Linked DNA regions of Homo sapiens: region 2 is linked to region 1. A link is an interaction called in ENCODE POLR2A ChIA-PET data of the cell type or tissue named here. Cell type or tissue: GM12878. All regions are shown on one strand. Links, peaks and the distances in the headings refer to the core of each region. The heading gives the core; the rest is flanking DNA.

Evidence for each region. Peaks named below come from ENCODE experiments on the same cell type or tissue, not always from the same donor. Only the 100,000 strongest peaks of a DNase experiment are listed, where the experiment ranks them.
Region 2: POLR2A ChIA-PET joins it to region 1 with 5 read pairs; 2 of 35 experiments call an interaction of 5 or more read pairs at or near these places.

Annotation. Positions count from the first base shown.
Region 1 is chr2:410,603-428,500 of GRCh38, reverse strand. LOC124905962 (collagen alpha-2(I) chain-like) reads right to left here and starts at 11,889. Exons shown (of 3, transcript XM_047446892.1): 1 at 11,802-11,889; 2 at 7,237-8,477; 3 at 4,253-6,663. The coding sequence starts at 11,889. The coding sequence ends at 7,318. LOC124907599 (a long non-coding RNA gene) reads right to left here and starts at 84. Exons shown (of 2, transcript XR_007086058.1): 1 at 1-84. In GM12878, for the core only: no CTCF peak of the experiment used is centred there; no DNase peak of the experiment used is centred there.
Region 2 is chr2:273,211-279,399 of GRCh38, reverse strand. ACP1 (acid phosphatase 1) reads right to left here. Exons shown (of 6, transcript NM_004300.4): 4 at 4,199-4,260; 5 at 2,315-2,420; 6 at 1,117-2,173. The coding sequence ends at 2,096. Among named protein-coding and RNA genes, the nearest start is that of ACP1, 11 kb to the right of the region's middle. In GM12878, for the core only: a CTCF peak has its summit at 4,699 (motif pointing right); a DNase peak (open chromatin) is centred at 3,769.

The sequences.
Region 1 (17,898 bases), core at 6,764-11,763:
TATATGCCTACCTCTGTAATCTCTGATGGAGGCCATAACTTGATTAGAAGTCAATATACAACACAGACTTCCCTCTCTGTAAGGCTGAGCAAGGAAGAAAAATAGCAGAATATGTAATCACATATATTTAACACAGATTCACAAGTTAAATTAGTCATATGTTGTGGCAATGGACACTTAATTCAATAACTAAACAGAAAACAAAACTAAACAATCCTCCAAGACTTAGAAAACGAGCATGAAAAGTTTCTAAAGATGGGAAGTGTGGAAGACGGACAGACCGGGCAGATTTAATCCATAAATCACAAAACCCACAGGTGGAGGGCACAGCCCCCAGGCAGAGGCAATGCCCAAAGACAGCAGAAGACAGCATTCTCTATCACTTTGTCTGTGAGGCATAAACATTTGCCACTTAATCACTGGGTCATCTCCTTGTGGTTTAAATTCACATGTTACTGATTGTTAGTGAGGCTGGAATCTTTTCATGAATGTACTAGCTATTCATTTTTCTCTTCTATAACTTGCCTAATCTTTTGCCCAGTTTTCTATTATGTGTGTTGTATTTTCTTTAAATTGTGACAGTTCATCTATTCTGTATTTTGGGTGGATTAAAGATCTAATATAAAAAGTAAATTTTCAAAATATTTAGGGGGAAAATGATGAGTATCTTCATTAAAAACTAAAATAACATAGTATCTTAAATAATTTATAGAAGCATAAATGTTAAAGTATGCCAATCAATTCAGCTACATACAAATTTATAACTTTTATTTACTAACGAATACCATGAAATGGAAGAACACAGCCTCGTAGAAGACAACTGCGGCTCCCTAAATACCTTCAAAATGAGCACCTGAAGCAAAATGACTGGGAACATGAAAAAGACAATCTCTGGTGGCTGTGCCAGCAGAGCCCCCTGCGTGCCAGCGGAGCCCCCTGCGTGCCTGCGGAACCCCCTGCGTGCCTGCGGAGCCCCCTGCGTGCCAGCGGAGCCCCCTGCGTGCCAGCGGAGCCCCCTGCGTGCCTGCGGAGCCCCCGGCGTGCCAGCGGAACCCCCTGCGTGCCTGCGGAGCCCCCTGCGTGCCAGCGGAGCCCCCGGCGTGCCTGCGGAGCCCCCGGCGTGCCAGCGGAACCCCCTGCGTGCCAGCGGAGCCCCCGGCGTGCCTGCGGAGCCCCCGGCGTGCCTGCGGAGCCCCCTGCGTGCCACCGGAGCCCCCTGCGTGCCTGCGGAACCCCCTGCGTGCCAGCGGAACCCCCGGCGTGCCAGCGGAACCCCCCGGCGTGCCTGCGGAGCCCCCTGCGTGCCTGCGGAACCCCCGGCGTGCCAGCGGAACCCCCTGCGTGCCAGCGGAGCCCCCGGCGTGCCTGCGGAGCCCCCGGCGTGCCTGCGGAGCCCCCTGCGTGCCACCGGAGCCCCCTGCGTGCCTGCGGAACCCCCTGCGTGCCAACGGAACCCCCGGCGTGCCAGCGGAACCCCCGGCGTGCCTGCGGAGCCCCCTGCGTGCCTGCGGAACCCCCGGCGTGCCAGCGGAACCCCCTGCGTGCCAGCGGAACCCCCGGCGTGCCAGGGGAGCCCCCTGCGTGCCTGCGGAGCCCCCGGCGTGCCTGCGGAGCCCCCTGCGTGCCAGCGGAGCCCCAGGCGTGCCAGCGGAGCCCCCGGCGTGCCTGCAGAACCCCCGGCGTGCCAGCGGAACCCCCTGCGTGCCAGCGGAACCCCCGGCGTGCCTGCGGAGCCCCCGGCGTGCCTGCGGAACCCCCTGCGTGCCAGCGGAGCCCCCTGCGTGCCTGCGGAGCCCCCTGCGTGCCTGCGGAACCCCTGCGTGCCAGCGGAGCCCCCTGCGTGCCTGCGGAACCCCCTGCGTGCCAGCGGAGCCCCCTGCGTGCCTGCGGAGCCCCCTGCGTGCCTGCGGAACCCCTGCGTGCCATCGGAACCCCCGGCGTGCCATCGGAGCCCCCTTTGTGCCTGCGGAGCCCTCTGCGTGCCTGCGGAACCCCCTGCGTGCCTGTGGAGCCCCCTGCGTGCCTGCGGACCTGCCAGGGAACTATAGGGTCACCCATCAGGACTCTCATGCATGAGATGGGTTATCTCATTTCACCCATGCACTAAAGTAGGAAATATGCTTTTTCTATTTCTCACAGGAAAGAAAGACTTGCAAGGTTTAATATCACTTGGACAGATGTGGGTAGCGCCGGGGCTCCAACCCTGCTTGTGGGTCTAGAGCCCGTGACACCATCCCGGAGGACGCCCGTAGGGCCCCTGCGATGGCAGTAAGTAGGGCCCCAGAAGAGGCTCCCCAGGCACATCCCTGTCTTGTTTCCCCTGGTCACTTGGTGCTAAGCCGGCACGGCGCCCTGCTGAGTGGGATCCCTACCATGAGAGAGCAGCTGGGAAGGACGACTTGGGTTCAGCTCTGAGGGAAAGCAAAGGCGAGGAGCAGAGGCGAAGCCTGGGCCCCGGAGTGAAGAGACCAACCTCAGCGTCAGCCGCACGCTGGGCCACAGCCATGCCAGGTGTAGTCCTGGGCCCACCTCAGCCATACCCACCTCTTGCCTTGGAAATGGAGGCAGCTCTCCTTTATTTCAGAGCGCTGGGGACATCGTACATCATTCCAACATTTCTGTCACTTTTTTCAGTAGCACCCCATGATCAGACACAGCCTCGTTGTCCTTCAGGCTGGCCACTTCCCAAGCCTTGCAGAGACTGAGAGAATGGCATCCGAAAAACTAGAAAAGCACATTTCATTTTCATGTTCCTTGATAATGTAATATATTACAACAAGTCATGGTGAGAAAATTTACATTCAAGCATGTTCAACTTTGTTGTGTGTTCTTCTACAACAATCAGGGGAAGAGTGAATTTTTAACATTGCCTTTATGGCCTCAGGCTTCTATAATTTGGCTCAGTAAAAATCTGTTACTTTTAATGATTGAGTCTTCCACTCCATCGTAGCTGTGGGTGATGGTGAACTCACCCCGATAACACCATGTTCCGAGGCTTCCAACCTTGCCTTCAAACCTTCACACAGGTGTGTTAAGCTGTACTTTTCACCATGGAACAGGTTTCTCCCCCGTGCTGTGTGAAGCTTCTTTTATACGCATTTATAAACTCCACCCATTCACGAGGGAGGAGCCCTCATGACCTAATCACCCCCTAAAGGCCCTGCTCTTAACGCTACTGCCTTGGAGATCAAGCTTCAACATAATCATGGGGACACTTGGGCCTGGCAAGGAGCGAGTGGATGGGAAATTTGGGGAAAACAGACAACTTTATGCCACCTGCTTTCTGACTCATATGAGCTAAGACATGACTTAAAAGGAGAAAAGGTCTTTGTTGGAAGCCAGGGAATGAGAGCAAAAGAAAGATAAAACACGTGGAAAGCACAAGACTTGTTTTTTAGGAGAGGCATCATGGGCAGTTAAAGTAAATAAACTTTCCTGCTAGACAAGCTTCAATCCACACCATCCTCCCCATGAGCTAATCACATTCCACGGCCAACTCACCTAACCCTTTAGGCCCATTTTTTTCATCTGTAAAATTTCATTATTGTTATAAGCATGACTAAAGCTTACGCATCTGAAAGGCACGCCTCAGTTGAGAAACAGCCCCTCCATGGAAACATTTCCTCCTTTATTGGCGGTGCTGACCCCTTGTCCAGCCTCTGCAATTTCACAGTTTCATTGCAGACTCTCCTGCTTCTTGCTGTTCCCGACGCGATGAGCCTGGATTGGACCCGGCCAGGATTTTGTGGTTGTCCTTTGCCATGACTGGGTTCCAGGAGGAAGCTGCCCCTCTCCACTCTGACCTCCTTGGCCATAGAGGTGGTGGTGGAGGTGGTGGAGGTGGGTGGGGGTGGGCATTTATTTGAGCAATAACGAGGGTTTCTCAAGTGGGAGGAAAATAAAAATGTCTCCTGCTGAGTCCTAGATTTGCCGCAGAACAGCAGCAGAAGCAGCCCCATCAGTCTCCCCGACCCCTGACTGGACTCTATACCCCCGGGGCCAACGCTCCCAATTCAGAGTCAGTCTCCAACCCCTGCAACATGAGCTCATGGAACCTGCTAAGTTCATGGAATAAGCTCATGGAACTTATTTTAGGACGTTATTTCTGTATGTACCTTCTCAAGGCCATGAGTGCCCCGGGCAGGAGTCAGGCCATACACCTCACCGGATGGGAAGTGCCTATCGCGGGCGCTGGAGATCAGGAGGCGTCTGGTAAGTGACGAATGCACGGATGGGCACATGAACAAATGGGTGCATGAATAAATGAATTTATTAAGAAATTGTTTAGTAAATACACTGTCTTTCAGGCTTGAAAACTCATCCTTCATTTTATGATATTAGCGACGCAAAACCATTGGTAAAACAGGGTAATTTTTCTTCATTTTGGAAGACACACTGAACTTTGGTTTTTAAGAATGTTATGAGAAGTGAAGTCCAAATAGTTTCAAAAACTGTTTTTATGTAGCTTTTGTTAAATATTCCTCTAATAATCATTCATGTGGTTGGTGTCTGATTAATAGGTAAATCACGTGTCCAGATAGAAATCCAAATCCTAATATTCATGTAGATTACATTTTATCATGTGCCGGGTGAGAGTGGGAAGTAGAGAGAGGAAGTCAGGAAAAGGCAGGACGCACACTTGGGCCACGCAGCCGTCGGCAGAAGCTGCCACCAGCAATACAACACTCAGCAGAGGCTGCCACCAGGAACACACAACACTCGGCAGAAGCTGCCCCCGCGGCCACACAGTCCTTGGCAGAGGCTGCCACCAGGAACACACAACACTCAGCAGAGGCTGCCACCAGGAACACACAATACTCAGCAGAGGCTGCCCCCGGGGCCACACAGTCCTTGGCAGAGGCTGCCACCAGGGACAGCTCCGTGTGCACCTCCAGAGACACAGACCTGACTTGGGTAGAACAGCAAATGTTCCAGGATGAAAGCATTTCCTGCATTTTCAAGCCATTTGCATTTGCCATGGGGCTTTGACTTACCTTTCAGTTTATCGCTTCTCAAGAACCCCTTCATTAAGTAATTCCTGTATTTTTGGTTATGCAGGGTTAAAATTTGAATCCTCTTTTGACAAATAAGGATACTCACGTGTTTAGATTTAAGGAGCTCACCAAGGCGTACACACAGCTGGTGATGAGAGATGGGGTCCTGGTGCTGAGTCCAGTGTACTCCACGGCCATCATGCAACCTGAGTATACGTGTTAAGCAGCCCTTGCTTTAGGGACCCACTGCAGCTGGATCAGTGAATTCCTTTTACTTCAAAGTAACAGCTATCGGACACCCCCCGCTACTCATTCTCAACAATGTCACCTGTTATGGGAGACAGGCATAAAAACATAGAGCCAGCATATGGCTCATGGAATGATGAGAGGGTCTTTGCCTTTCACAGGTGCATTAGCACCAAGAGGCCTGCTTGTCCAGCTGGAAATGGTTTTGAGAGGTGCAGACACCCAACTGCAAGCTTCATGGTGCATCTGTGCCACTGCATGCAGCTGACGAGGAGCCATACATGAGCTATTTTGCCCAAAGCATCGATGGCATGGCTCCCATTGCAATCCAGCAACAGGAAGCATGGTGAAGAGTGGCCGCTGTCCCCATGAAGATGAGCAATGTGACCCACAGACCAGCCAAGGAACCAGCTTCCTCACTGTGAGCAATGCACACAGTTTTCCACTGTCTCCCCTGGTAGGAGGAGACCCTGAGCAACAACATCAGGACGTGTAAATGACTAATCATGTGCTCTTCAGGAGCGGAGATTCTCACCATGGCAGGTCACTCCTCTTCCTGGACACGGGGTGAGGCCGCGTTCCCCAGCCCCTCGCTGTGAGGTGCAGCTGTGTGACCAAGTCCTGGCCAGGAGACTGGGAGGGAGAGTGATGGCCACCACCTCTAGGCCTCCTCTGAAATCTCACCAGTTCCTCCCAGCTTCCTTGTTTATATTCTACCTGCAGATGTCCATGGAGCTACTGGAGCCCAGGGGAGGATCCCAGATTCCTGGGCGGTGTTGTGGAGCACAGCCCTCATCTGGCCTAGGTTTGACAGTCATGCAAGTGAACAATACGTTCTTATTTTGGTAAGCTACTAAAATTCGGAGGCGTTGTTACAATAGTGAGCCTACTCTGAGGAATACATCATGTCTTTTATTTCCTATAACTTTAAACTCTTAGAAACTTGGAAATTGCCAATTCTCATCTTTTATTAACCATGGCTCAGTTTAGCAGAATGGATAGAAGCAATAACAATATCTGAAGCTGTGTGGGGCTAACTAAGACATGTGGCCTGGGGAATCCAGGCAGGGTGCAGTAGCTAACAGAGTACGTTTAGGTCTTTTTTGCCTAACAATGATTAAATGTCTGCCACATAGCTGCCGAAGGTGGAGGTAGAAACAATATTTAAGCACTGCAGGAAAACAGACGTTACCTACCACTGTAGTCAGCGTAGAACTTAGTAGGATGGGAAGCATTGGAGCAAGTTGAGCTCCTGGCACCAAGTTCCCAACTAGACAGGGGTCGTCCATAGGACAGGACCCCATGGAGGCAACAGTGATTCTCAGCGAAATGGGTGCTTGCAGCTGCGACAATGCAAATACTTACAGAGAAGCACACGAGCAGGTGTCCATCAGGCACCCAGCTTCAATCTGTAGTGCTTGGTCTGAAAAAATAAAGATATTCAAGGCATGAACTCACCTTCAGGCAGGGTGAAGTTGAATTGGGGACACAAGATTAATACAACTGAAATAACACCAAGCAAAACTAGAGAGAAGAAATACAGTTCTCATCTGCCCCTCACCACGAAGGCCACGTGACATCACGCAGAGAGCCCTACCCGGGCAGCAATGAGGTGGCCACACGTGAGCTGGGCCTTGCAAGAACCCTGAGCCCTGCAGAGCCTAGAAAGAGCCAAGGAGGGTCTGTGGGGATGGAAGGCCCTCGAGGCCATTCCTCCCGGACCCTTCATTTCCCCATCAGCACAATAAACACAGCATGCGGTGTGACCCCACCGTTTCACGAAGGTAAACTGAGAATACGCGTGAACGTGCCTTCTAGAAGGAAAGCACATGCGTATCTATGGTCTGTAATTATCCTCTTCCTACACTGAATTCCTGGACAACAGGGCCACACCTTTCACCTCTGAATCCACAGAGACTAGAAGAATGCCCAGCCCAAAGCAAGCACTCACTAAGTATTTTCTAACTTATTAAAAAGTATGAATGGACAAATGAACCTTTTTCTATTTCAAATTAGATGAAACTTCTGGTGAGATTAAAACAACATGACTTGTTCTGCGATAAAAATCACCCTTTCTCTACCCCCGCTTCTGGACAGACCTCTTCACAGCAAAACCCACGTGAACCTCGTCCAGCCACAGGCCGCGCGCAGCAACGCCTCCAGGTAAACCCACGTGAACCTCGTCCAGCCACAGGCCGCGCGCAGCAACGCCTCCAGGCAAACCCACGTGAACCTCGTCTAGCCACAGGCCGCGCGCAGCAACGCCTCCAGGCAAACCCACGTGAACCTCGTCCAGCCACAGGCCGCGCGCAGCAACGCCTCCAGGCAAACCCACGTGAACCTCGTCCAGCCACAGGCCGCGCGCAGCAACGCCTCCAGGCAAACCCACGTGAACCTCGTCCAGCCACAGGCCGCGCGCAGCAACGCCTCCAGGCAAACCCACGTGAACCTCGTCTAGCCACAGGCCGCGCGCAGCAACGCCTCCAGGCAAACCCACGTGAACCTCGTCTAGCCACAGGCCGCGCGCAGCAACGCCTCCAGGCAAACCCACGTGAACCTCGTCTAGCCACAGGCCGCGCGCAGCAACGCCTCCAGGCAAACCCACGTGAACCTCGTCTAGCCACAGGCCGCGCGCAGCAACGCCTCCAGGCAAACCCACGTGAACCTCGTCTAGCCACAGGCCGCGCGCAGCAACGCCTCCAGGCAAACCCACGTGAACCTCGTCTAGCCACAGGCCGCGCGCAGCAACGCCTCCAGGCAAACCCACGTGAACCTCGTCTAGCCACAGGCCGCGCGCAGCAACGCCTCCAGGCAAACCCACGTGAACCTCGTCCAGCCACAGGCCGTGCGCAGCAACGCCTCCAGGTAAACCCACGTGAACCTCGTCTAGCCACAGGCCGCGCGCAGCAACGCCTCCAGGCAAACCCACGTGAACCTCGTCCAGCCACAGGCCGCGCGCAGCAACGCCTCCAGGCAAACCCACGTGAACCTCGTCTAGCCACAGGCCGCGCGCAGCAACGCCTCCAGGCAAACCCACGTGAACCTCGTCTAGCCACAGGCCGTGTGCAGCAATGCCTCCAGGCAAACCCACGTGAACCTCGTCTAGCCACAGGCCGCGCGCAGCAACGCCTCCAGGCAAACCCACGTGAACCTCGTCTAGCCACAGGCTGCGTGCAGCAACGCCTCCAGGCAAACCCACGGGAACCTCGTCTAGCCACAGGCTGTGCGCAGCAGTGCCTCCAGGCAAAAGTTTTTAATTTTCTTTGGTTTGGGAATTTTATTTTATATTGGACTGAGTAACTCCGTTTCAAGGGCTATGTCTCCAACATGTTACAGTTCATGGAAAGGACACATCTGGAGTGTAATTTACAATGTATCTGGGCACATATGGTTTAAAAGTTATTTCTGAATGCTATACTGTGGGCCTTTTACCTTAAAATTATGTAGCATTTTCAGATTCAAAAGCAAGTGTTTGTGAGTCAGCTCTCACAATTTGTCTCAGTCTCAAAAGCAGATATTAAAGGTCCACATGAACCCAGGGATATTATGTTAACTGACTGTGTTTTCGTAGCAAGCGGCTGTATTTTAAAGGGAACTTAGCACTTGGAGGAAAGAGAAGCCTGGATGTTTAAGGCATGTCCTCTGGTTTCAGAGGATTTCAAGCCCAGTAGGAACCACTGCAGCATCCCCAAGCCAGCCTCATCTCATGACCTAGTTTTTACAAAAATGTGGCTAGAAATATTGAGAACTGGGAGTTTAAAATTCAAAACTTCAGCTAACTCTAGAAAGTCTTGCCGTGGATATAGAGACAGCTCTTTACAGAACTGAGGCACTGACGGAGCTTCTACAATTCCAACTTCCTTACAGGATTTAAACAACGACAACAAAGAAAAAAGCAAAAAACAAAAAAGTGGGAAAGGCTAAATCCTGAGTGATGAATACACAGACAGGAAGAAGACAGAAAACCCAGCTTTTCTCAGAGAACACAAAGATCAGGACGTCCACAGACTGGGGACTGTGAGCTTTCCAGCTCTGCTCTGTGGGCACATGGGTGGTGGGACAGCATTGACTTTTGTGTGATACTATAATAAGTTCTGTAAACTATACTTTTGTTTTTTAAGTTCAGAGTACAAATTCAGGTTTGTTACATAGCTACACTGTGTCATGGGGGTTTGCTGTACAGATTATCTCATCACCCGGGTATTAAGCCTAGTGCCCGTTAGTTACTTTTCCTGGTTCTCTCCCTCCTCCTAGGCCCCAGTGTCTGCTGTTCCCGTCTATGTGTCCCTGTGTTCCACCATTTATCTCCTACTTGTAAGTGAGAACGTGTGGTGTTTGGTTTTCTGCTCCTGTGTTAATTTGCTGAGGATAGTGATCTCCAGCTTCATCCATGTCTCTGCAAAGGACATCATCACGTCTTTTTTATGGCTGAATAATACTACACTTTCAATCCCATAATTTTTAGGGTTCTATGTTGAATGCATGCGTATTCACAGATGCTACAGTGTACATCTGTCTTTTCCTCAGGAAAAAGACCAGGAATCTGAAAGGACATCAAGGAGTGGCCATGAACGCACCATGTGCCATGAGGTCATGGAGACCATAACACGGCGGGGATGCTGGAGAAACTGCCCATGTCTTACCCTCCCAGGGACACAGTACTCTTCCTGGATACATGGAAGCATTCGTTCATTCATTTTACAAAATATATTGCTTTTCTATAAAGAACACAGGATTATAAAGATATATTAACTGTATCCCCAGCTGCCCCTAAGAATGTTACTGAGACAGACCAAAACTAAAATACTAACAGCAACCAACTAGACACGCAAACAACCAAAACACTCACCCTGTCCCACGCTAAGGGAAACAGCGGGATCGTAGGGACCGGTGTCCAAACAAGACTACGTGCTTAGGGATGGTTTAGTAAAAAGTAGAGCTTGAGAGAGAACTTAATGGAGATAAAGAAGCTAGCAGGGTGAAAACACGGATTGCTGGCATTCTAGGAAAAGGAAATACCATTTCTGGAGACACAAATTTATGTAAATGCATGGCATATTTGGAGAATATAAATAATTTCTGTGAATAAAATACATCAAATTAGATAAATACAGCTAAATAGTATAAGCTTTATCCTAAGGGTTATGGAGAGCCATGAAAAGGACCTCACTGCCCCACATATAACGTGGAAAACTCACTCATGTGGCAGGCAGCCTAGGGAGAATCTGGGTGGGACATGTCTGGAACATCACTGCACTTGCGTTAAGTAATGACTACTGGGGTGAAGAATGGGAAGAAATTCAGAAGGAACTTCATGTATACAGGATTTGACCTGGGTCTGTAGGTCACGGAGGCTGCAATCATGGAAAGCAATGTTTGGAGTTGGCAATATGAAGTCCCAGTGTTTGGGGTCGTTCAGGAAATGCTCATAAGGGAACAGGAGGAAGAAGAGCAGCTTCTCTGTCCCGAGGCTAACACACCCAATCCATGCCTGGTGCTCACACAGACCTTCTGTCCACAGCACTGTGCGGCATCAGCCCCAGTAAGGGTGCTTGTCTCACTTGCTTTAATCTGGGCTTCCTGAAGGCAGGCACTTTATTAGGTGTTTAGTAAATGTTTGTTAAGAAAACAAACAAATGGATAAACTCCTCTCTTGCCTTGTGTCCATCTCACAGTAGAAAAGTGTGGACTTCCCAGTTTGCAATTAGCTTTCGTGAAAGTTACAACACATTTTGTAAATGAATGTGACATTGCAGTACTTTGTAAATGAATGTGACATTGCAGTACGTATGGCTTAATACAGCAACAAGGGAACCACAGCTGCCTCTAAGAGCTCTCCGGTTCACACTGAAGTGAATTTCCTTGGTCACCTGTTATCTCAGCCAGATATCTGAAATGTTCTTCATCTCTCAAACCAGCCACACAATTAGGTAGAGGCAAGACCCCAATAAAAAACAGATGCTGCCTGCTTCAGAAACAACGCTTTCTTGGGAACATAATTTCAAGGTCTGAAGCATGAGTTATTTCCCCAAAGCAATAGAATTGTTGATCATGTTAGATTCCCAAGAACATTATTTTTAAAAGCCTGCTGACAAAATTGGTTAGTGTATTTCAGCCCTGACAGGCGCTTAGTCAGAATGGTTTTGCTCTCCAGGGAAACACAGAAGGTGGAAATGCACAATTATTAGGATTGAGGTCACCGACAAAGCTCCTCTCATTGAAAAAAAAATTAATATAAATATATAAATTGCATGCACACATACATACGAAGTGTAGCTAAATTTCATTTTCCATTTCAATTCAAGATGCGGTTTTGTTTTCTGACAGATCTGTTCTTGTAGCAATCCTTCCTGTTATAATACAACAGCTTTATATCTTTTAAAGTATTAAAAGCAAATTCAGAAATGTGCCTTTTTACAGACAATTTTAACGTATTTTGTCCATCTTTGGTCTTAAAATACTAACTTTAACAATCAGGCAAAATCATCATAGCTCAGGTATCCCATTTAGCAATGACATCAAGTGGCGATTTACCCTGAAATTGTATGAAGACCACACAACCACCCAACGAGAGTGCCATCATCAGCGTGGTGGGGCGGGAGCTTTCTGCCGTCATCAGCGTGGTGGGGCGGGAGCTTTCTGCCGTCATCAGCGTGGTGGGGTGGGAGCTTTCTGCCATCATCTGCCTGCAGAAGCATCAAGTTTTACAACTAACCACGCAAGAGAAGGTCCAGCACACTGAAAGAACAAAAAATCCAAGAATGAATGCTTTGAAGTGGGCAAAAAGCACAGTTTCAGCTTATCTGCCTCACTCCTCCTGCCAGGCAGCATAGCTCGGTGCCAAGGGGAACCCCCTCAGCCCATGATCTCCCTGATGGGGGAAAGTGAGAGTATAGTGAGTAAGCACCCAGCCCCCCCAGCACTGGCGGACTCTGCCCAAGAGGCCCACCTTTTTCTTGCTCCACCTGGAACACTGAGGTTAACAGCACGGCTGTGTAGTTGGGAGATACTGGGAGCAGAGAAGAGAGATGGGTGCTCTACCAACATTCTGCAGACTCCATGAGGAAGCCCGCCCATAAATCACCCAGGACACCCACATGTGGACCCCCCAAACAGACCCATGGGCACCCCAAGGACTACATACAGCTCGTCTCCCCCGTACCTAAGCTGGCTTCCCAAGCATGCCCCTGCAGACAGCGCGTGCAAGCATAGCCAGCGGACACTCAGCTCAACTCGGCAGAATTTGGAGAAGACACACATACATCAGCATTTCAGGGCATCACACTGGAGAAAACAAATGGGAGGCTTTTAGCACCTGTCCTGGACTTTGCACAATCAGAAGGCATACAATCTTAAGAACTTCCTGTCAAGAAGGAATATGAGGGATTAAGCAGATGCATGCACAAAAAAGATCTCATATAGCCTCAGAATCCAAAACAGAGCTGATTGGTGAAGGTATTTCTCTCCTGAAGCAAGTCAGTAAAGACTGAAGGAGGTGACCGCTTCTTCAAATGTGCCAACATCAATGCAAGACTTCGAGGAACATGAAACAATCAAGGAAACATGACACCACCAAAGGAGCATAATAATATTCCTATAACCAACGCTAGAGAAATGGAGATATACAAACGGCCAGAAAAATTCAAAATAATTGTGTTAAGGAGGCTTGGTGAGCTACAACAGAACACAGACACTCAACAAAATTTAAAAGTAATACATAAATAAAATAAGAGGCTCAATACAGATATAAAAATCCTTTTAAAAACAAAATGAAAGTTCTGGAGCTGAAGAGTAAATTAATGAAAGCTTAAAAGGCAATGGACAGCATCAATATCTGGCTTAAACAGAAGAAACTTGAAGACATGGCATTTAGAAACATTCAGTTGGTGGGAAAAAAAGATTGAGAAATTCTACAAAATGTATGGGACACCATCAAGAAAGCTATAATTCATACTACAGAGGTCTAAAAAAGAGAAAAAGAGGGAGAAAGCTTATTTTTAAAAATAATGGCTTCAAATTTAGCAAATCTTTGAAAAGGTAAGGACATTCAAGTATGTGAAGCTAAAATGTCTCCAATTAAGTTCAACCCAAAGAAGACTTCACCAATACACATTATAATAAAACTTTCAAAAATCAAAGACAGAGAATTTTGAAAGCAGCAATAAAAGAAAGGAAATCAAATAGAAGGGAGCCCCTACAAGGCTACTAGAGGATTTTTCAGCAGAAACCTAGAGGGCCAGGACAGAGGAAGATGCTACATTTGAAATGATGAAAAAAAGAAAAAAAAAAATAAACCTCAATCTGACAAGCAAAAAGACTTCACCTGGAAATGCAGTCTTTTAGAAATGAAGAAGAGATGAAGACTTTCCCAGTCAAACAAAAGATGAAAAAGTTCAGCACCAATATAACTGCCTCACAAGAAATGCTAAAGGGAGTTCTTCAAGTTGAAACAAAAGGACACTAACTGACAACATGAAAATATAAAGTACAAAACTGACTGGTAAACACATGTAGTCAAATTCAGAATACTTTAACGATATAACGATGTGTAAATAACTTATAACCCTATTAAAATATTAAAAGACAGAAATATTAAAATCACTATAGCTAGAAACATTTGTTAATGGATACACACATAAAAATATGTAAATTGTGACATCAAGAATATAAAATGCTGAGAGCGGGAGTAAAAGTGCAGAATGTTTTGATTCAATTGAAGTTAAGTTGTTATCAATTTAAAATAGGTTGATATAACTATAAAACGTTTTACTTAGGCCTCTTAATCATCACAAAGCAAACTATGGTAGATACACAAAAGATAAAGGAATCAAAGGATACTACTTCAGAAAAGCATCAAATCATGAAGAAAGACAACAAGAGAGGAAGAAAGAAACAAAAGGTCTACAGAAAAGCCAGAAAACAATTAACACATGGGCAATGGTTAATCCTTATCTGTCAATAATTGCCTTGAATATAAATGGGTTAAATTTTCCAATCAAAAGACATAGATGGGCTAAATTGATTAAAAAATAAAAACAAGATCAACCACCTGCTGCCTACAAGAGACTCATTTCAGCTTTAAGAACACACATAAGCTGAAAATGAAAGAAAGGAAAAATATATTCTATGCAATTGGAAACCAAAAAATAGCAAGGGTGGCTATACTTATAGTAGACAAAATAGTCTTTAAGTCAAAAACTATACCAAGAAACAAAGAAGGTCATTATATAATGATAATGGGGTCAATTCATCAAGAGGATCTAACAATGATAACCATATATGCATCCAATATCAGAGCACCTAAATATAGGAGCAAATATTAACATATTTGAAAGGATAAATAGTCTGTAATATAAGGGGCTTTGACACACGCCCCATTTTCAATAATGCACAGATCATCTAGATAGAAAACCAACAAGGAAACATTGGACTTGATCTACACTTTAGACTAAACGTACCCACAGACATATACAGAACATTCCATCCAGTGGCAGCAGAATACTTATTCCTCACAAGACACTCAAAACACACTCCAGGATACATCATCTGTTAGGCCACAGAACAAGTCTTAATAATTTTTAAATTATATCAAACATCTTTTCCAACCACAATGGTATGAAATTGTAAATCAATAACAGGAAAAGTGGAAAATTCAAAAATATGTGAAAATTAAACAACCCATTCCTGAGCAGCCAATTGGTCAAAGAAATAAAAATTGAAAATAACATGAGACAAATAATGGAAATATGATGTAAAAAAACTTATAGGATGCAGCAAAATCTGTTGTAATAAGTTTATAGTATTAAATGCCTACATGAAAAAAATACCTAAATAACCTAACGTTATACTTGAAGGAACTGAAAAAAAGAACAAACTAAGCCCAAAGTTAGTAGAAGAAAGGAAACAACAAGGACCAGCAAAAATGTAAATGAAATAGAGTCTAGAAAAACAATAGAAAACATCAACAAAACTAAGAGTTGGGGTTTTTGTTGAAAAGATAAGCAAAATTAACAAACTTTTTGCTAGAGTAATAAAGAAAAAGAGAGGAGTCAAATGAATAAAAACGAGAGAGGATACATTAAAACATACCATATAAATGCAAAGGATCAGTACAGACTACAATGAACAATTACATTCTATCAAATGGGTAACCTAGAAGAAACAAACCAATTCTTAGAAAGATACAACATATGAAGACTGAATTATGAGGAAATAGAAAATCTGAATGGACCAGTAATTAGGGAGATTGAATCAGTAATCAAAAATTGCCCACCAAAGAAAAACCCAGGATCTGATGGCTTTGCTGGTGAATTCTACCAGGTATTTAAAGAAAAATTCACACCATCTTTCTCAAACTTTCCCAAAACCTTGAAGAGTAGGGAAGAATTCCAAACTCATGTTATGAAGCCAGCATTACCCTAATACCAAAGTCAGACAAGGACATTACAAGAAAAGAAAATTACGTCTATATACCTGATGAATGTAGATGCAAAAATACTATGCATAATAGTTTTAATTTATTTCCATAAATAAATGGATACTCCATGTTCAAGCATCAGAAAATAAATATTGTCAAAATAGCATCACTATCCAACATGATCTACATGTTAAATATAATCTCTGTCAAAATTTCAATGGCATTTTCAGAGAACTTAAAAAAAAATCTATTCTAAAATTTGTATGGAATCACAAAAGATCCCAAATAGCTAAATCAATGTTGAGGAAAATGAACAAAGCTGGAGGTGTCACACTTTCTGATTTCAAATTATATTGCAAAGCTATGGTAATCAAGACAGTATGGTTAGTACCACACAGACCAGTGGAAACAGATGCATGGACCAATGGAACATAACAAAAGTCCAGAAATAAATCCATGCATTTATAGTCAACTAATCATTAGCAAAGAGACCAAGAATACACAATGGGCAAAGGAGAGTCTCTTCAATAGATGGTGTTGGGAAAACGTAACATCAACACTTAAAAAAAAATTAAGATTCTTAGCTTACACATACAAATCAGCTCAAAATAGATTAGAGATTTAAACATGAGAACTGAAACCACAAAACTCTTTAAAAAAATCACATGGGGAAAAGATCCATGACATTGGTCTTGGCAATGATTTTTGGATGTGACACTAGAAGCACAGGCAAGGAAAGCAAAAATAGAGAAATGGGATTGCATCAAACTAAAAAAGCTTCTGTGTAGGAAACAATTGACAGAGTGGAAACAACCTGAGACAAAATGAGGGGAAACATTTGCAAATCCTATATCACATAAGGGGCTAATGTCCAAAATACATAGGGAACTCATACAAGTCAAGAGCCAAAAAAAAAAAAAAAAAGCAAATAACCCAATTTAAAAATGCAAAGGATCTGAATAGACATTTTTCCAAAGAGGACATACAAATGACCTAGAGGTCTATGAGGAGGTGCTCAGCATCACTAATTGTGAGAGAGATGAGACTCAAAACCACATGAGATAATATCCCACCTGTTAAGATGGCTAATACCCAAAAGTCAGAAGATGTTGGTGAGGATTTGGCAAAAATTGAATCCTTGTATACTGGTGGTGAAAGTGTAAACTGGTACAGCAATGATAGAAAACAGTATGAAACCATTTTTTAAAAATTGAAAATAAACTGTCATCATAACCACCAATAGTCCATTCATGTATTATCCAAAGAAAATAAAAGCACTATCTGGAGGACATGTCTGCACTCCCACACTCACTGCAGGACCATTCACAATATCCAAGGTATCAAAATGACCTAAGTGTCCATTGATGGATGAATGGGTAAAGGGATGTCATATGATGGAATATTATTCAGCCTTAAAGAAGAAGGAATTTTGTCATTTGCAACAACATGAAAAAACCTGGGTATATTATGCTAAGTGAAACAAGCCAGACACAGAAAGACACATACTGTATGATTTCATTTGTCTGAGGAATCTAAAAACAGTCAAACTCATAGAAGCAGAGTAGAAGAGTGGTTATCAGGAACTGGGGCAGGGAGTGGAAAAATGATGAGATGTTGGTCAAAGGGTACGAAGTTCATTTATCAGATGAGTAAGTTCTGAAGACCTAATGTTTATCATGGTCACCATAGTTAATAATAATGTATTATTTGTATGTACATATATTTGTACAATGTATACTTGGAATTTACTAAGATGGTAGATCATAAATATTCTCATTCTCTACACACCCAAAAAGGTAACTATATGATGAGATGTCATGGATGTGTTAACTAATTTGATTATAGTAATCATCTCACAAAATTTACTTATTTCAAAACACCACATTGTGTATATACAAATATATAGAGTTTTGTCAATTACACCTCAATAAATCTGGAAAAAGGTATTGGTAATAAATGTGAAACCCATATTACATAATGGGGATTGTGTCAGTTGACTGTGTGGTTTCAAAGATGAGAATCTATAAATCATGTGCGGTAGGTTCCAATATCAGCCTCTATCTGCTCTTCACTAAGAAACTGATGAAAAATTTCCAGATTAGTTATGGGATTTTATAGAAATATTTTGGATGGGAGAGATAAATCTATACAGATCACCATCTCAAGTGAAACATAAAAATAATATCCAAATTATTAAAAAGCCAAGATAAAAAGGAATGAACACAGTGGTAAAGCACAGTG
Region 2 (6,189 bases), core at 1,190-6,189, 140 kb after region 1:
ATTAGCATTTTTTTTAAAGTAAAGGCTACTATATATTGGTGACATAATTTCCTAAGATAGTCCCTGATTTGCTGGGAAATATTCCAAATAAGGTTGTATCCATTATTTCCCAAGCGATTTTGTAATCATGAAAATGCTTAACTAGGAGAAACCTTAAGACTTCTAAGCAGTCTCAGAATTTTAGATGTAGATGTATTTTAAACAAATCTAATTGGATCCAATTTAAAAAGCTGAATTCGGCAAAGCAATGAGTTTCTCCATTCATATGAGCCCTTGTCGGCAGATGGTATCGTCTGGGTGTAGCCATAAGGACAGAATAGTCAAGAGTCCTAGGATTTGTTTGAGGATCTGTATTTATAGAGATAAACATTAAAGAAAAACTATAGGATTTTATTTCCAAACATAAAGGAATAGAAGAGTAAGAAATTTTGACTTTGAGATTAAAAGCAATTACTGAATGAAGAGAACAGGGTGTAACTTTTGAAGTGCTCTTATTTAATCCTGTTTTCTAATTACAGCTCATTACTTGACCTTTCCTTCCCCATTTTTTATGTTTTAAGGATTTCATGTTCAAATATCCAATCTATTAATATTTAATCCCCTCAGTTTTCTGTATGTCTGAGTAATTCCAACAAGAGCAAGACTCACTGGGTTTGCAAACTTTCTTCCTATGAAGACAGCCTGGCACTTCCACATGGTACAGTGGGGAAACTACTCACTTTCATCTGGCAACAGCTTATCCTCCAGATACTAGGGAGTCAAGGATCAAACGTGTCTCCTCCCCATGGCACTGCCTGGGACCCTCATGATACTGAGGTCAGGAGTGCAGATGTCCTGGCCAGGCAGCTGTGCATCACTGCACAGGAGGGCACAGCGTAGAGGCAACATGTCCAGAGGATGGTACTGGGCAAGGACAGTTCCAGCTGTAGAACCTCAAACTTCCTTCAGAAACTAGACATGATGACATGGGGCAGCAATGTGCTTATTTTCATCATTTTACTTCCTTATCCTGAAGATAAAATATGCACACCTAACATCACAGATCATGTAAAAAGGACAATACAATGTTTTCAAATGCTTCCTTACCTGTCAATAAAAAAACAGGCAGACACCAGATTTATATCTCTAGTTGTATTTTTATAACTCCCCAGTTTATTTTGAAATATTCATGATTTTGACATTATCTCAAAATACACAGAAATTACCTTACATCTGCCTATACATTTATTAAATGCTGATGAAGAATACTTATTCAATATTTAAGCATGCCAAATAATAACACTTTTCCCAACTTTTAAAATTATTTTAAAAAATAAGCCAATTTATATTGGACATTTGGGTTACATGTGCATATAAAAACAGTCATATTCCTCAACTGACCATAGACTAGCATACAAGTGTCCTTCTTTCTGGATGTAATTAAGTTTCAGAGGCAAAGTGGTTCAGATGGGAGCCAATGGGCTGACCTCCTCATGAAGTAAACTCGACAAAAATCATGAAGTATTGAAGGTGCCAACGACTGATTCCATAAATGTTTCTCTCTTCCCTATCTTTTCAATATACAAGTGTGCACTATGGGTGTGTAGAAATTAAAACACTTCTAATCTAGACTGTGAGCTCCTACGGAGGGGACTACTGTCAATCCACAAAAGGCCCTAGGGAAGAGAGAGGTAGCACTGGGGAGCAGAGGGCACCTGCCCTCCAGGCCATCCACACAAACCTACTGAAGAGGTAGACTCGATTATCTAAGTCTCAACAGGCTTAGATGTTGACCTGGGCCTTCAAGTGAGGTTTTCCTTCATTGTTTTATGTTGCTTGTTCTACTATTTTTGTAACTGGGGCAAAGTGAGATGTTCAACTAGTCTAAGAATGCTTAAAATACCCCATAAGCTGTCTGAATCAAAGATTTTTATTGATTCTCCTGCCAAACACAACTGATTTCCATCTACAATTACTTTTTAAGGTAAGAAACAGTAAGTCAACTGAACAAAGAGCTGGGCTTTGGGCCCTGGAACGTGATTACACACCGACTGAGAAATGCAGGACCTCAGGGTGGGGTCTAGTCAGGCTGGCCGCAGCAGGGCACGAACCTGCCTCAGTGGGCCTTCTCCAAGAACGCTCTGCAGCACCTGACACACTGCTGGTACACCGTCTCAAAGTCAGAGTCATTCCCCTAAATGGACAGGAAAAAGAAGAAAATGGCAAAACCTGCATAACAAAAACATCCTTAACACAATCTCATCTGTTATTTAATATGGCAGGATACAAATGTGTTGGGTCTTCATATTAGCCCTAAAACGTGAACTGTACTTACATAATAGGGATCTTCAATAATAAGTTGTTTTTGTGGATCATAGCTCCCAAGTAGTTCAATTTTAGCTTTGCAGGTTTTAACTTGATTACTTTTTCTATTCAAATCTCTGTAAAATTGAAATATGAACTTAGTTTTCTGATCTATGGTTTCAAGTTAAACAGGGACATCTGCTAGGGTGTTCTGAAACATCCATATCAAAATCAAGACAGAATGACCTAATTTGAAATGAAACGGAACACTCAGCAGGCCCGTGTGGCCCCTTCTGCAGCTGTATGCCACTGCCCTCTCTCTAGGCAAGACAGTTTGCGACAGCAGCTTATTCTCACTGATTCTGTTACACAAAATATACAATAATTATATTTTCTCCCACAAAATACATTTTAAGACAATCAAGTTTCAGAGATAAAGGTCATAGAAAGGAACCCAAAACACCATCTGAACCAGTCCCAAAACAGAGGGCTACCAATTCCATCCTCAGGTGTCTTGACACAGCACTTCCCACAGCACGACCCACTCCTTAATTACTCTTCCATCTTTTATTCCTTAAGCCTCTGCCCAAGCTGAAAACTCAGCTTCACTCTAGACTTCCACCCTTAGCTTTCACATTGCTACAAAAGAAAAAGGCAAACTTAACTAAGCGCCTCCATTTATTTAACAAATTTCGACTGAGCACCTGCGACAGATGAGTTGATGAGTCAGGTACGTGCTTTATGTGGGAACGGAACAGCCAAGAGCTCCCATGCACGAAGTTTTACAGCTCAGGATTAGGTGCAGGAATGAGAACTGCAGGCAGGCCTAAGTCTAATGCACAATCTGGCCTAATGACAGGGCAGCAGAATACCTCTATCAAGAAATGAATTTAAGCTGACCCACGAGGGGCAAATAGGAGCCGAATGACCCAAGAAGCAAGGAGGAGCTTCCAGGCAGAGGAACAGCACGTGCAAATGTGAGGCTGCAGGAACTCCACTTGCCCCACACGCAAAGAAACACGGTGCTCAGTGCCAGTCAAAGCAAATGGGGTCTCCTAAAAAGGTGTTTTTACGATGCCTATGGGCTATGGTGTCAGCAAAAACAATGAGAACAGAATAAGGACTGAAAAATAAAAATTAAAAAATACATGCATTTTAATGAAGGTCCTAATTAATAAAAAATAATTGAAACTGGTGCATCCCTATCTGTTCATTTGTACAAAAGTAATTAAAAGCACAAATAGTTTATCTTCATCAAAAACATGAGATATTTATGAATAAGTAGTGATGCAAGTCAGAATCCTGGAGTGACATTAAATTATGATCCGTTCCCGATGACGCCTTGAACATGGGACTGGGGCAGGTCAGGAGGGTGGTGACTGAGGCAGGGGTGCATACAGCAGGGCCCTTCCTCACTGAGCCTAGGCTTAAATCCCATGACATCCACCACATGCTAGCTGTGTGAACTCGGGGACATAACCTAACATTACCGTTTCTCACTTCCTTCTTTTACAAGATGGGATAATAATAGGAACCTATGGTTGCAGAGCTTTGACCTGAGAATCAATAAAACACTGCCCTGCCCAGGAATCATTACAGCAAAAATATCAAAATCGTTCTCATGCAGAACAATATGCTTGATACAAAACTATAACAGCCAAGCTAGTTTTCCAATTAAATCATGCTATTAACAACTAGACTTTCCCTTTTCTAAGGTGTATTTCCTTGTAAATACCTAAGAGACAATTCTAGATTACTAAGTTTTTTGCTGTTCTAAATAAAATAATTCTACATATGGTGACCATCACTGACTATTAAAACCTTTAAAATAGAAAAAGTAAATCTGGACAACAAATTACTTGGCCCACTGCTGAACTGAGAGTTGAACAGAAATATTCTTCAAAAACAGGATTACCTCAGATTGCTTTCATCCATACATAGTATATAATCAAATGTGGCAAAATCTTCTTTGGTAATCTAAAATTGAATAAGAAGTCAAAACACAGTGTTTATACCATTCAAGCCTAGAGGATGCAAAGCAATACTAAAAGAAAAAAAAAACTGCTGTATTTGAGCCTGTTACTCACTAATAAACAATTAAATAATTTTTAGGGTACTTTTAAGTTAAAATAGAGTTAACCTATTTCTCAAAATTGTACTGCAAAGAAATTTTGTATTATAAAGTTCCATACAATAATCATAAAATAGTATAATGTGTAGACACAATGTTTATACATCGGCTTCAATTCCTTAGTAGCAGTGTATAATACAGTCAACATACTAAAATGTCACATATTTAATCCCCTTCATTATTCTACTCTATTTTTCATTCCACAAGCACTGAACATCCTGGGCCCCAGTAACAAACACCAAGCTAAGTGGACAGAGCCGCGTCCCATGGAGCTGCCCTTCCACATGGGGGCAGGCAACACACAGGAGGCACAGATGCCCTGGAGGAAATAAAGCAGAGAGGAGATACATACAGCTTTGGGGCAGGGAGGAGTAAAAGTATTAAGTTGGGTGGTCAGAGGTGGTCACTAAGAAAGAAACACAGGAGTGATAACTGACAGTCCTCCTTTATTTTGATTGACTATCCATAATTTAAACCTCACACAGAAGAGAATGCCACTCAGTATTTCTACTGATTGTAACCTGAAAGCTTATGATTGTTTTCTGATATAATCTATAAACACACCTACTTAAAATACAAATGAAAAGATTATTTTGTGAATTTCGACTACTATAAATAATGGCAGAATAAGAAACATAAACATACGTACTGCGGAACAAAGGTGGAAAGTGTATACCTGTTCTTCTAAAAAATGAGAAACTTTGGCTTTTAGTATGCACTTCCAGTAGCTAGAAAAGACTGTATTTCGTCAACACTCCCATGACATTGACTTATTTCAAAATTGAGAATAAGTACAATACTGAATTTTTTCTTTTTGTTTTTAGAGAAAAGGTCTCACTCTGTCACCAACACTGGGGTACAGTGGTGTGATCATAGCTCACTGCAGCCTCAACTTCTTGAGTTCAAGCCAACCTCCTACCTCAGCCTCCCAAACAGCTGGGACTACAGGCATATGTCATAGCACCCAGCTAATTTTTAAAATTTTTTTGGTAGAGATGGGTCTCACTATGTTGCTCAGGCTGGTCTTGACCTCCTAGGCTCAAGCAATGTTGAGCCTCCCAAAGTGTTATTAGGATTATAAGTGTGAGCCACCATGCCTGAACAGTATTATATTATTTCTCCAAATTAGTTATGTGAGAAATTCCCTAGGATTTAATACTAAACTTGTTTTAAATTCTGGACTAATTGTAAATTTTTCATAAAAAAAGACTTAGTAACTGTTACATAATTTTTAGATGTTACAATAATTGAGAAAGAAACAGCTATAACTTATGTAACAAATGCACAATAAAGGATTTCCACTTGCAGCTATAAATGAAACAGCTTGTGGCAAATCACCCCTACTACTAAAAACAACTAGAAACGCCATATAAAAAACCAGTGCTGCAGAGACAGTCGGGCTTTGTGGCCACCAGGCCGCTCTGGCTGTGCTGCTCTAGCACAAAAGCAGCCGCGAACTACAGGTGAATGAGTGAGTCTGGCTGTGTTCCAACAAACACTGTTCATAAAAAAGGTGCCTCAAAAAAAGGTGCAGGCCCCAATCTGCAGACTCCTGCCACTTGCCACTTCTCTTCCTGCTAAAACTGGAAAGTGATGAGACCTCAGAACAGGGATCTCAAACGGTTCAGTAGCAGAACTCTTGAACTCTGTAAAATTATTTAAATCCTATGTTATGGTTTGGATGTGTCCCCCAAAGTTCCTTTGTTGGAAACTTCATCCCCAATGCAACAATAGTGAGACGCAGGATCTTTATTAATGCCACTATCTTGGGAGTG